Linked DNA regions of Homo sapiens: regions 1 and 2 are each linked to region 3. A link is a contact called in ENCODE Hi-C or POLR2A ChIA-PET data. All regions are on one chromosome and are shown on one strand. The core of a region is the stretch at or near the end of the contact, and the rest is flanking DNA. Distances in the headings are between cores, read along the strand shown. Region 1 holds the start of SKA1 (spindle and kinetochore associated complex subunit 1). Region 2 holds the start of ME2 (malic enzyme 2). Region 3 holds the start of SMAD7 (SMAD family member 7).

What was found. A loop is a pair of places that touch in the nucleus more often than their neighbours do. ChIA-PET counts read pairs that join two places held with the same protein, here RNA polymerase II (POLR2A). Pooled maps may share reads with other maps.
Region 1: a map of CD8-positive, alpha-beta T cell shows a loop between it and region 3 (6-fold over the local background). The contact joins the promoter of SKA1 here to the promoter of SMAD7 in region 3. A Hi-C loop is called at or near these places in 1 of 168 maps with a recorded cell type or tissue (CD8-positive, alpha-beta T cell), 1 of 37 single-sample maps with no recorded cell type and 5 of 50 pooled maps. POLR2A ChIA-PET finds 5 or more read pairs at or near these places in 1 of 52 experiments (WTC11).
Region 2: a loop to region 3 is called in a pooled map, with 11 times the contacts of the local background. The contact joins the promoter of ME2 here to the promoter of SMAD7 in region 3. A Hi-C loop is called at or near these places in 1 of 168 maps with a recorded cell type or tissue (CD4-positive, alpha-beta T cell), 1 of 37 single-sample maps with no recorded cell type and 8 of 50 pooled maps.

The regions. Positions count from the first base shown.
Region 1 is chr18:50,372,830-50,376,543 of GRCh38, forward strand. It overlaps SKA1 (spindle and kinetochore associated complex subunit 1), which reads left to right and starts at 2,217. Exons shown (of 7, transcript NM_145060.4): 1 at 2,217-2,365; 2 at 2,991-3,089. The coding sequence starts at 3,002. It overlaps LOC105372114 (a long non-coding RNA gene), which reads right to left and starts at 2,049. Exons shown (of 3, transcript XR_935466.3): 1 at 1,766-2,049. RefSeq lists a silencer at 710-1,004.
Region 2 is chr18:50,876,511-50,880,415 of GRCh38, forward strand. ME2 (malic enzyme 2) reads left to right here and starts at 2,608. Exons shown (of 16, transcript NM_002396.5): 1 at 2,608-2,798. RefSeq lists an enhancer at 2,397-2,898 and a silencer at 2,437-2,996.
Region 3 is chr18:48,949,314-48,953,146 of GRCh38, forward strand. SMAD7 (SMAD family member 7) reads right to left here and starts at 1,652. Exons shown (of 4, transcript NM_005904.4): 1 at 499-1,652. The coding sequence starts at 1,111. RefSeq lists silencers at 590-909, 2,126-2,825, 3,396-3,735.

The DNA.
Region 1 (3,714 bases), core at 967-3,466, 1.4 Mb after region 3:
ATGATTCCACCAATCGGGCAGCCTCCCCAGCCGGAGTAGGTTCAGAGACACTTCAGCACAGCCATGTGGTGGAAGATTTATAGACAGAAAAAGGAAGTGATGTACAGAAAAGGAAGTGAGGTATAGCAACAGCTGGATTGGTTACAGTCAGTGTTTGCCTTATTTGAACACGGTTTGAGCAGCTGGCCCCCTTTCATCGGCCATAACTCAGTGACTGGCACAAGAGTAGATTACAGTCTGTTTACACCTTCATTTAGGTTATAGTTTGCGACTTACAGAGAAAACTTTAGGCACAACTTAAAATATGTATGGAGGCAACTTTAGGCTAAACTTAAGTCTCGAGGATGCAATGTAACTGTCAGGCCTCTGAGCCCAAGCTAAGTCATCATATCCCCTGTGACCTGCACGTATACATCCAGATGGCCTGAAGTAACTGAAGAATCTCAAAAGAAGTGAAAATGGCCTGTTCCTGCCTTAACTGATGACATTACCTTGTGAAATTCCTTCTCCTGGCTCATCCTGGCTCAAAAGCTCCCCCACTGAGCACCTGGTGACCCCCACCCCTGCCTGCCAGAGAACAACCCCCTTTGACTGTAATTTTCCTTTACCTACCCAAATCTTATAAAACGACCCCACCCCTATCTCCCTTAGCTGACTGTCTTTTCGGACTCAGCCCGCCTGCACTCAGGTGAAATAAACAGCCTTGTTGCTCACACAAAGGCCAGTTTGGTGGTCTCTTCATACGGACATGAGTGAAAGTAACTGTCCAGATTACATTTTTTACAAAAGATTTTTTTCAGTCTCCTTCGCAGATGGGAGTGACCAGTGAGAAGCAGATGGAAGCCACTGGGTGTGGCTTCCAGCACAACGCTCTCAAAGTGCTGGTTCTGTTGGCAGTTAAGCCTATTACACATGCCTCTTGCTCGTTTCTGCTGCCTGGGAGAAAGACCTGAGGACAGGGGCTGGCAGCCTGAAGGTCCAAGTGCATAATAATAGCGCAGTGGAGCCAAGGGATGGACAGAACCTGGCGGTGCCACCACTCCAGCCTTGGGTGCTTTTCCCTCCTTTTCAACAGGGAGAATTAAACTTTTGTTTTTCTTATTTTAAATTTATATTTGCTCTTAAGTGGCAGGCCAGGTCTCACTAACAGCTGAACAGACAGGCCTCCGTAACCACTGTTTCAGCACTAGTTAAGTTAAATATTAAAAGCTGAAAGAGCCAGTGTCTTTATAGAAAGGCTGGTATGTAACAAAAGCCCACCAAGAGTTTTGCCCAGGCCTTTCCTGGTCCTTGAAGCATGAGAAAATAAAGAAGGAATTCTTAACAGGACCTGTTCAAGATTAAACAAGTTTTTATTGGGGGTCTGAAGAAACTCCCCCAGACCTCCACAAACAAGTTTATCGGGGGTCTGAAGGAACTGCCCAAACCTTCATGATTTAGCAGGAGACAAGATAAGGGTAATCACCTCTGGCACCTGCAGCCATCTAGATTAAGTAAATTTACTTAAATAAAGACCTTCCTTAGGACTGATCTTAGTTATAGATTAGAAACAGTTAATCATTTACGTCTTTACACACATGCACACTTACATGTAGACAGATAGTTTAGAAGGTATATAAGCTCTGGAAAACTTTGTAATTTTGAATCGATTTGGCGATATTTTCCAGGCCTTTTCCCTGTACCCGGTTACCGAAATAAACTCTTCTTTCCCAGTTCATCATGAGAATAAGCAGCCCAACCCCTGGTTTGGCCCGGGAACACTTACAGAGGCTGTCTAAGACCCAGAAGACAGGGTCACTGTTTCTTCCACACAAACTTAGCTGCTCTTTGGAATTTTCTGGGGTGTTTTTATAAATACTAAGGCTTGTGCCTCATTTCCCCAGTGTCTGATTTCACCGACTTGGGGTGTACTCTAGGCACTGAGACTTGTAATAGCTGCCCCTGGTGACTCTAAGGTGCAGCAAATGTCAAAGACCAGGACTTGGTGACGCCAGGTCCCTGGCTGGGCTGCGGTCAAGACTGCATGACCTGCTGAAATCTCCCCAGACTGGTTAGCGCGGAAAGAGCACCTCCGGGTTACCCTTTCGTCCGGAAGCCCCGCCTTCGCCGTCGCCCCGCCTTTCCCCGGCTCGGCCACCCCTCCTTCCCGCCCAGCTGTGGCCCCGGATGACGCAAACCGGGAACAGCGGCTGAGCCTGCGCTTCGGAAGCATGGATGTGCGCCTGCGCTGCGCTAGGGCGCGGCGGGCGGTTTGAATTTTGCTTACAGAGTCCCGTCTCACCATCCTGGGCTTCCAACGGAGACTGCGGTATCCGCAGCTGGAGACCCAGCGGCGAGTAGCCTTTTGCTCCCGGACGGACTTGAGGTTGGAGTCTGTGTGTTGGGGACCCTGCCTTTGGAAGCGCCCGAGGTAGCTGCTTGGCAGCTGGGGGCCGCGGACCGCGCCGGGCTTGGGGGAGGACGGGGCTGGAGGCTGGGTTGGATGCTTTAGACCCTCCCCTTCTCTCTCACCGGCGGAGTGGGTGGGAAACTGGTTCTTTCCCATTTCTCGGCCTCCTTACCGATCCCAAACTGTAAAGCCCCAACCCCTCACAGCACAGGAAAAATGATTACCTGGGCCCATTTCTTTGACAGTGTAACACATTTTTAAAAAATGTGTCCTTATTTTGCGTGTTTAAAGAAAATACCAATGTTGTCTTTATATACAAATAGTGCGTTTGTCCTCCTGAATCCTTAAGGAAAGGACCCAGGCTTATCCTCTTTCCCCTGGTTTGGGATCCATCGATGGCCTAAGGCTCTAAGACAAGTCAGTACGGTACCGTGGTTAGAAACTGAATGTTGTAGAAATGAAAGAAATTGCTCTTGAATTTTTGTGCTTAACCTTCAAAGACATGTGATTTACTTGACATTGACCATTCTTGGATTTCGAAAGTGAACAGAAATTTGTGTGGCTTTTCTTGTTACGAATATGTTTATGTTTTTTTCTTCAGAGGCTTAAAGGATGGCCTCGTCAGATCTGGAACAATTATGCTCTCATGTTAATGAAAAGATTGGCAATATTAAGAAAACCTTATCATTAAGAAACTGTGGTAAGTAAAACAGATTCCACTGACTTTGTATATACAAAATGCATTTTGATTATTCCACTCTGAATGATATCTTTGCTTGGTTAAGTGACTGCATCTTAGGTAATTTTAGATTTTTGCATAACGATTTTTTAAATAGTCCAATGTCATTTTGAATATTGTGGAGGATACTAAAAATGTAAGGTACATTGAACAATGAACTGAATATTCATTAGAATTATTTACTTATGTTTTTCTGAGACACATAGGCCAATGGTGAGATTTGAAGGTTATGTGGCATCCATGGTTCTACAGCTAAATAGAGATACAGTCATGCGTTCCTTAATGATGGAGATGTGTTCTGACAAAAGCGTTACATGATTTTGTCGTTGTGCAAACATCACATCATAGAATGTACGTAAATGTACACAAACCTAGATGGTATAGCCTACTACATATCTAGGCTATATAGCCTATTGCTCCTAGGCAACAAACCCGTATAGCATGTGACTGTACTGAATACCTTAGGCAAGTGTAACACAATGGTGAGTATTTGTGTATCTAAACATAGAAAAGATACAGTAAAAGATTAAAAATGGAACACCTGTATAGGCCACTTACCATTGATGGAGCTTGCAGAACTGGAAGT
Region 2 (3,905 bases), core at 1,358-3,857, 1.9 Mb after region 3:
CCTTGAGTTTTGTGAGCCATCCTAGCAAATTAATATAACCCAGTGACAGGGTAATGGCAACCTGGGACTTGTGACTGGCATCTGAAGTGGGGGACACTCTTGTGAGACTGAGCCCTCAACCTGTGCGATGCGACACTATCTCCTGGTAGATAGCATCAGAATTGAGTTAAATGATAGGACACCCACCAGGTCACAGCTGAAGAACTGGTTGTTGGTGAAGAGCAACCCACACACATTTTGGTGACTAAAGGTGAAGTATTGTGTTCTGTGGTGACTGTGTGTGCACAGTAGCAGAAAAAGTTAGTTCTGTTTTCTTTTTCTTTTCTTTTTTTTTTTGAGATGGAGTCTCCCTCTGTCGCCCAGGCTGGAGTGCAGTGGCGTGATCTCAGCTCACTGCAAGCTCCGCCTCCTGGGTTCACACCATTCTCCTTCCTCAGCCTCCCGAGAAGCTGGGACTACAGGCGGCCGCCACCAAGCCCGGCTAATTTTTTGTATTTTTAGTAGAGACGGGGTTTCACTGAGTTAGCCAGGATGGAATTCTGTTTTCATTAGGAAGCCTTTGACCAATCACTGTAAGTGGCTAAGGGGAAAGAAATTGTTGTCAGAGCAGACCAGAAAACAGCAGTTTCTACCTCCTTGACAGTAGCGGGTATTTAATAAGGAATAAATTGACTTCAATGTAAGCAAAATAAGTTCCCTCCATGATAGCTCTCTACAACTTTCAATCTGGGATTATTCGAATGTAGGACAAACTGTCCTTAAATTCTTTAAATTGACAAACAATTGTATATAATTATGGTCGGGCGCGGGTGACTCATGTCTGTAATCCCAGCACTTTGGGAGGCCGAAGCAAGCAGATCACTTGAGGCCAGAAATTCGAGACTAGCCTGGGAAACATGGTGAGAAACCCCGGCTCTACTAAAAACACAAAAATCAGCTAGGCATGGTGGCGGGTGCCTGTAATCCCAGCTACTTGGGAGGCTAAGTCAAAAGAATCGCTTGAACCTGCAAGGCGGAGGTTTCGGTGAGTCAAGATCACGCCACCGCACTCCAGCCTGGGCGACAGAGCAAGACTCCATCTCGAAAGAAAAAAAATGTATATACTTTAATGCAATGGGATACAATGTAATGTTTCAATACATTGTGGAATGATCAAATTAGGCTAATATATCCATCACCTTACATGCTTATTTCTTTTTGGTGAGAATATTTTAAATCTACTCTTTCAGCCATTGCGAAATATACATTATGAACTATAGTCACCATGCTGTGCGATATTTCTAAAACTTACTCCTGAAACTTTTTACCCTTTGACCAACATCTCCCCATTCCCCATCTACCCCCCAACACCCCCACAACTGTCTTTCAAAGACAAAAGAATTTCACCTCTACTAATGAAGCATTTATGTAGAAAGACACTGGTAATGTTTAGTTTCCTTCATCCAACCTGCTGCATCTTGTAAGTTCCTGGCAAGCAGAGTTACTTTAGGTCATTCATATTTATAACCTCTCCTTGCCTGCGGTGGTTATTATAGCAACCACACCTATGGATTATCACCTAACTGGAGTTTCCTCCTCACAGGCCCCACCCTTCAATGTTCAGAGAGGGGCGATTGCCCCAGATTTTATTTAATTGTCAGAGTTTAGGAGGGAGCAATTCACTCTTCCCTACTTCCACTCCATCTTCTCAATCCTACATTTCCATCACTTTTAATTTTATTCTGCCTTGCCTCTTTTTTTATATTTTACATCTTATTTTTGAAATTGTCATTACCATGCCTTGTTTTAAGAGTACACAAGCTCATTATAGTAAAGAGTTTTGGGTGATAACATTTTCTGAAATAAGGGTGAAGAAATATCCTCCCATGTCACAACCGTTGGGAGGGCGGGGGTAGGGATGTTGGAAGGCACGGTCCCTGCGGCTTTCAAGGACAAGACAATTAAGTGTTCCGGTGCTTTTCTGAGGCAGAACATTGAGCATCTATTTATGGTGACTGTGACAGTGGAGGTGATTGGTAAATTCACCGCAGGCCAATAACCTTGCCAGCAGCCATGAGGAGTGGCAAAGAATTCTGCAGAAGAGCAAGTCCTAAGCACACAAAACAGCTCGGAAAGTGAAAGCGTCGCTGAAGTGCGGAAGCCTCGCATTTCCTGGGTCCTCTTCTTCCTTCCTTTGCCGTCTCCTGCCCTCCCGTTCTCCCCCTTCCTCTGTGGCTCAGGCAGGACAGACCCCAACTCCCAGCTTCCCTGGCCTCCGCGGGTTCGGAGACTGGGACCCCCGGGCCAGGAGTGCTGGGGGGCGCGGTCGGCCAGCCCCGGCTTCCTTCATGGAGCGGCGGAGCTCCACCTCCTCCTCCGCACTGCACTTCTCACATCCTCAGCATCGCGTCCACGAGGCCGCCCGCCCCGCCTCAGAACCGTAACCTCCAGGAGCTGGGTTGAGGAAGGCGCGGAGGACAGGAACCCCAGCGCCGGCAGCTAAGCCTCCAGACGGAGCCCGCCCCTCCGGCCGGTTCCTGCCTCCAATTGGCCCGCGAGCCCGTCCGTCTCCACCGTGGGCCACGCCTTCCGGGCCCCGCGGCTGGCCGGCTCCTCGCGCCCTCCCCTCTCTCGGCCGCTCTTCGGGCCGCCTCTGCGTGTGGGGCCGCCCGCGCCAGTGTGAGCCTGAGCTGACGGCGGCTCCGGGAGGCTCGCAGAAGGGGAGGGCCGGGCGGCGCGGGAGCTGAGCATCGCCAGGGCGGGCGGCAGGGCGCGGCCTCTCCGCCGGGTGTACCACCTGTCGCGGCGCGAGACCTCTGGTAAGGCCCGGCGCGGTGGGGCCCGGGCGGGGGTCCGGGAGAGGAGCGGGCGCCGGCCTCCCCTGGCCCGGCCCCGAGAGCCCAGCGCTGCCGCGCCTCCGGCCTCCGCGCGTGCGGCCCCCGCCGTTCCCGGCCTGGCGGTGGGGGCTGGGGGAAGGGAAGCGGTCTGCGGAGTCCGGGCTGAGGGCGAGGGACCGGCTACATCGCGGCGACCCAGGTTCCAGCGGCCGCGGCTCTACCCGGCGCGCGATTTCCAGGTTCCTCCGCCGGCTGGTGCCTGGGCGCCCCGCTCTCGCCCGGGAGCGAGGCCCTGGGCCTCCAAACGCCAGCATCTCTTTCTCGCTCTTTCTGCACCCCTCCACAAAAGGACTTCTGTGGCTGGAAACCCTTTGGCAAGCCTATCTCCTTTATTCAGTCGGGCCGAGTTAACGGCAGGAGTTAGGCTGTGTGTGTGGCTCCTCCCTTTAAAAAAAGACTTGCTGCGGGCTGGAGAGTTCTGAGATTGGACCGATTCCGTCTATTATTAAATGCCATCTGTGGACCGGGATTGGCAGGTGTTTCTTTCACGCTGGCGATAACTATCTCTGCATGTGGTGTTACCTAGGTGGTCCTAGGTTTCGACTTTCTTTTTTGGTTCCAGAGATAATTCTAGAAAATTTACGTTGCTTGTGGTGAGAAGCGTGATCAAATTAACACGTGCTTTCTTACAAAACGTTTTATCATCTTCTGTCTGTGGATTTACCTTCCTGATGCTTGTGGCTATCACCTCTAAGCAAAGAGGTTAATAGCATTGCTATTTCTGTTAGTGTTGCAGTTGATAACGATAACAATAGTAGCATGTATTAATTGCTAGTGACAGGCAGAGCGCTAGTTTCTACACGGATTATCTCAAAATAACCCTTTGAGGTTGATACTGTTACTGCCTCCACTTTACAAACCAGGAAACTAAGGTTTAGGTAGGTTAAGTAACTTGCCTAAGACCACAGTTTTAACGTGACAAAGCCTAGATTCAAACTCAAGTGGTCTAACTTCATAGCTGCATCCTCCACCCCCACTCCCTTAAACGTGTATACTCCTTAAGCATTGCTCATGTTGTTAAGCTAATTG
Region 3 (3,833 bases), core at 402-2,901:
CGTGATTCTCCGTATTTACTAAAGGAGTAAATACGGAGACCTTCCAGCCTTTATAGCACGCCTCTCCCAGCCTTCCTTGGCGGGCCTGGACCAAATCCAACTCGGCCACACACCTCAACGTCTTTCCGGGTGCGGGGAGGCGTGACCCCCCCACCTCCCTCTGCACCCCCTTGTTGATCCGGAAATGAAGGCGTCTAATTTTTAACCGCAGACTGCAGGAGCAGTGCCCGTAGACCCCTTCGGGGCAACACAGGAGAAAACCTGGAAGGGAACCCCCAGGGAATGCCCTTTGAGTTTCCCCTTGTCCCTTCTCTACTTTCAGCCCCCAGTCTCTTCCCAGGAGGGTATGCACACTCTCCCAGGAGGGTATGCACACTCTCCCAGGAGGGTATGCACACTCCCCCTGGAGGGATGGCTGCACAAACGCACTGCCCTAGGGGCTTTTCTTCCAGCACTGGCGCTCCGGAAAATGTTGGGGGTAGGGGGACAACTTCTCACCTAGTTCGCAGAGTCGGCTAAGGTGATGGGGGTTGCAGCACACCAGCTCGGGGTTGATCTTCCCGTAAGATTCACAGCAACACAGCCTCTTGACTTCCGAGGAATGCCTGAGATCCGGCCACCTGAACACTTTGCACAGCAGGAGGGGGAGCGAGTAGGACGAGGGCGGCTGCGCAGGCTGCGCGCCGGCGGGCGCCCCCGGGCCCAGCCTGCAGTCCAGGCGGCCGGGCAGCAGGAGGCACGCGGTGCGCGTCCCGCCGCGGGACTCCACGGCCTGGAGCAGCAGCTCCAGCTGCCGCTCCTTCAGTTTCTTGAGCACCGAGTGCGTGAGCGCCTTCAGATCCGCCTCGGCGCCCCCGGCCGCGCCGGCGCCCGCGGCTGGCGGGTGGGGATGGTGGTGACCTTTGGCACCTCGCACCGCCTTGCCCAGGCAGCATCCAGCCCTGCCCGGGCCGCCGCCACCGGCCCCATGCGCTCGGCTGTCCGTCGCCCCTTCTCCCCGCAGCTCGCCTCCTCCTCCACCTCCCCCTGCGCCCTCCTCCTCGTCCTCGCCGCCGGGCGCACGGCTCCTCCAGAGACGCCGGACGAGCGCAGATCGTTTGGTCCTGAACATGCGGGGCGAGGAGGCGAGGAGAAAAGTCGTTTGCCTGCTAAGGAGCGAACATGACCTCCGCACACCATGAAGAAGTCGGGCGCCGAGTTGGGGCAGCAGGCGCAGGCGACAGCAGCAGCAGCAGGGGCCCGGGCAGGAGCGGCGGCGGCCCGAGGGGCGCTCCGTGGCATGCGCCAGTCTCCCGGAGGCCGGGGCGCGCGCGGGGGCCCGGGGGCGCCCGCCGGGGATCGGGGGCCTGCGCTCCGGCTGCCCCACCCCGCGCGGCCCGCGCCCTGCGCGGCTCTCCGGCCCCGGCGCGCCCCGGAGGAACCCGGCCGCCGCTTCCCTGGGGACGGCCGAGCCTGCCCCCGTCGGCGCCTCCCCAAAAAGAGGCCCCCCCGCAGTGGCTCCCGAATGTCGGGCTCGCCAGCCTCGGCTTCCTACATGGAAGGTCCGCGGGGGCAAAAAACGAAAGGCGTTCGGCTGGGCTGTTGGAAGAAGGAAAAAGCCTCTTTCCCCCTTGCTAAGCAACTTAATTTGGGGGTGGGGAGAAGCAGGCAATTAAAAAAAAAAAAGCAAGCGATTTATTTTTTTCCTCTATATCCTTAGTAACCGGATCTCCTCGAATTCCGCGCACACGAAGACTCAGGGGAGGGGGCCGAGTGGACTTCACCCCGCATGAGACGTCTGGCAAAATAAGAAGGCTCTCGCAAAACCTAACAACCAAATATGCAAAGCCCCAAATGAAAACCACCACCTCCTCGAACCTCAGAGGTCTGGGGGCGTCCGGCTGGAACTGGGGTTTAAAAAAAGAAAATGTTTACAAAGTATAACAAGATGTTTGATGGGTGGAAAAATGTATCCACGAGTTACATCCCCCCGTTTCCTTGCAAAGCCCCGCTGGTCTTCCTCTCCTTTTCTTCTGCCAAAAAAAAAAAAAAAAATCGTGTATTTTTTTAATCCACAGAAAGCTTTGGCTAGACCGCTTCAATCCTGCGCATCTGGGTGGTTTAGGGGAGTCTCTGGTCTTTCCCCCTGCGCTCCTGGGGGCCCAGGTCCTCGGCGGGGACTTCCTCGAGGCTGGCGCGGGCGCAGGGGCAGAAGATGCTGCGGCGGCGGCTGAGCCCGGCGGGGCTGACAGCGCGGGGGAGGGTGGCGCGGCGGCGGCGGAGGGCCCCAGACGGGTCGCGCGTTCTCGCCCCCCCCGGGCACAAGCTGCTTGCTAGTGCAGGGGCCGCCGATGTCCCTTCCCCTGGCCGCGGCTGGCCGCCGAGGCTCCCCGCATGGGCTGCTCGCCTCGACCCAGCTGCGGCGGCAGGAGGCCCCGGTGTCCTCTCGGCGCCTCCTCCTCCGAGACTCTCCTCGTCGCGCCCGGGAGCCTCCTTGTCCCCGGTCCGCCCTCTCCTGGCGCTCCGGTCCTTCTGCCGCCGCCAGGGGCTCGCCGCGCCGCACTCAGGGGCTCAGGGGCCGGGCGCTCGGCGGCTCGGCGCCGACGGACTGGCTCTGTCTCGGGCAGCTCTCTCCCGCGCGGCGAGCGGACCGAGCACGGCGCCCGGCTGGCTCGGCTGGCGCGGCTCGGGGACAGGATCTTCCGTGCGCCGAGCAGCAAGCGAGTGTGCCCGGGGCTCACCGCCTCCCGCAAGGCCTCCCGCCCCCGCCCCCTTCCCTCCCCCTTCCTCCCCCTTCCCTCCCCCGCCCCCAGCCGCCGCAGCCGCGCCGCCTCCTCCCCGCCCCCCCGCACCCCCCCTCCGGCCCTCTGCTCGGCTGGTTCCACTGCGCAGTGGCGCGCCCGGCTCCGGCCTCGTCACGTGGCCGTCTAGACACCCTGTCGCTTTAAAAAAAAAAAAAAAGCGATTGTGTTTCGCAAACAACAGATCGGGTTTCTAAAAGCTATTTCTCCCCCCAACCCCCCGCCACCGCCACCCCCTCCCGGGTCTGTAGAGGGGGTACCGATGGAGGGGAGAGAGATAGGTGGGGGGCAGAGAAGCTCCCAGAATGGATTGAGCCCCGGCCGGAGCCATGGAGAAATTGGAAAAGCAGGGAGCACCGAGCGGGCTTCGCCGCGAGTTTTGGAGCTGAGCGAGCGGGTCGGTGGCCCGATTTCGACCCGGCTGGGTTTCGCGGTGGCCATCTCGCGCGCGCTCGCCCTAGCGCTTCATTCATTGGTTTTGTTTTAAAGGCCCTGGCGGTGGATCCCTTGGCCGCGCCCGAGGGCAAGGGGAGGAGAGCGCTGTCTCGGTTTAAAAGACATTTATACCGGACTGGACCGAGGCCCTGGGAAGTGTGCGCTGAGGGGAACAGCCGCCGAGGGCGGGGAGGCGGCGTGAATATGACCTCAGCGGCGGCCGCGCGCTCCCTCCCGCCCTCTCAGCTCCGGGCTCCGGTTTCTAGGACTGCCTGGAGAAGTGTGTCTTGTGCACAGCTCTGGAATGCATTTGGCCGGCTGACGAGCTGTGAGGGGCAGCATCCCGGCGGGAGAAGGGGAGCGGGGGTGGGGGCTCGCCTGCGCGCCGCGGGCAGGTTTCCTCCCGGGCCCGGAAGACCTCCGCCACCCGCCACCCTGCCTCCCGGCGCGGGAAGGTTACCCAGCGAGCAGACCTGCCTAGGGCATTCATTTGCATGCAGGCCCTGTTTCTGGGCCTCGTAGCTTTCAAGGTGCTTAGAGTCAGAGAGTTTATTCCTTGACCCCAGGTCCCGAAGAAACATATACCCAAGCTGGCGGGTTACTGCATAGAAACGGGCA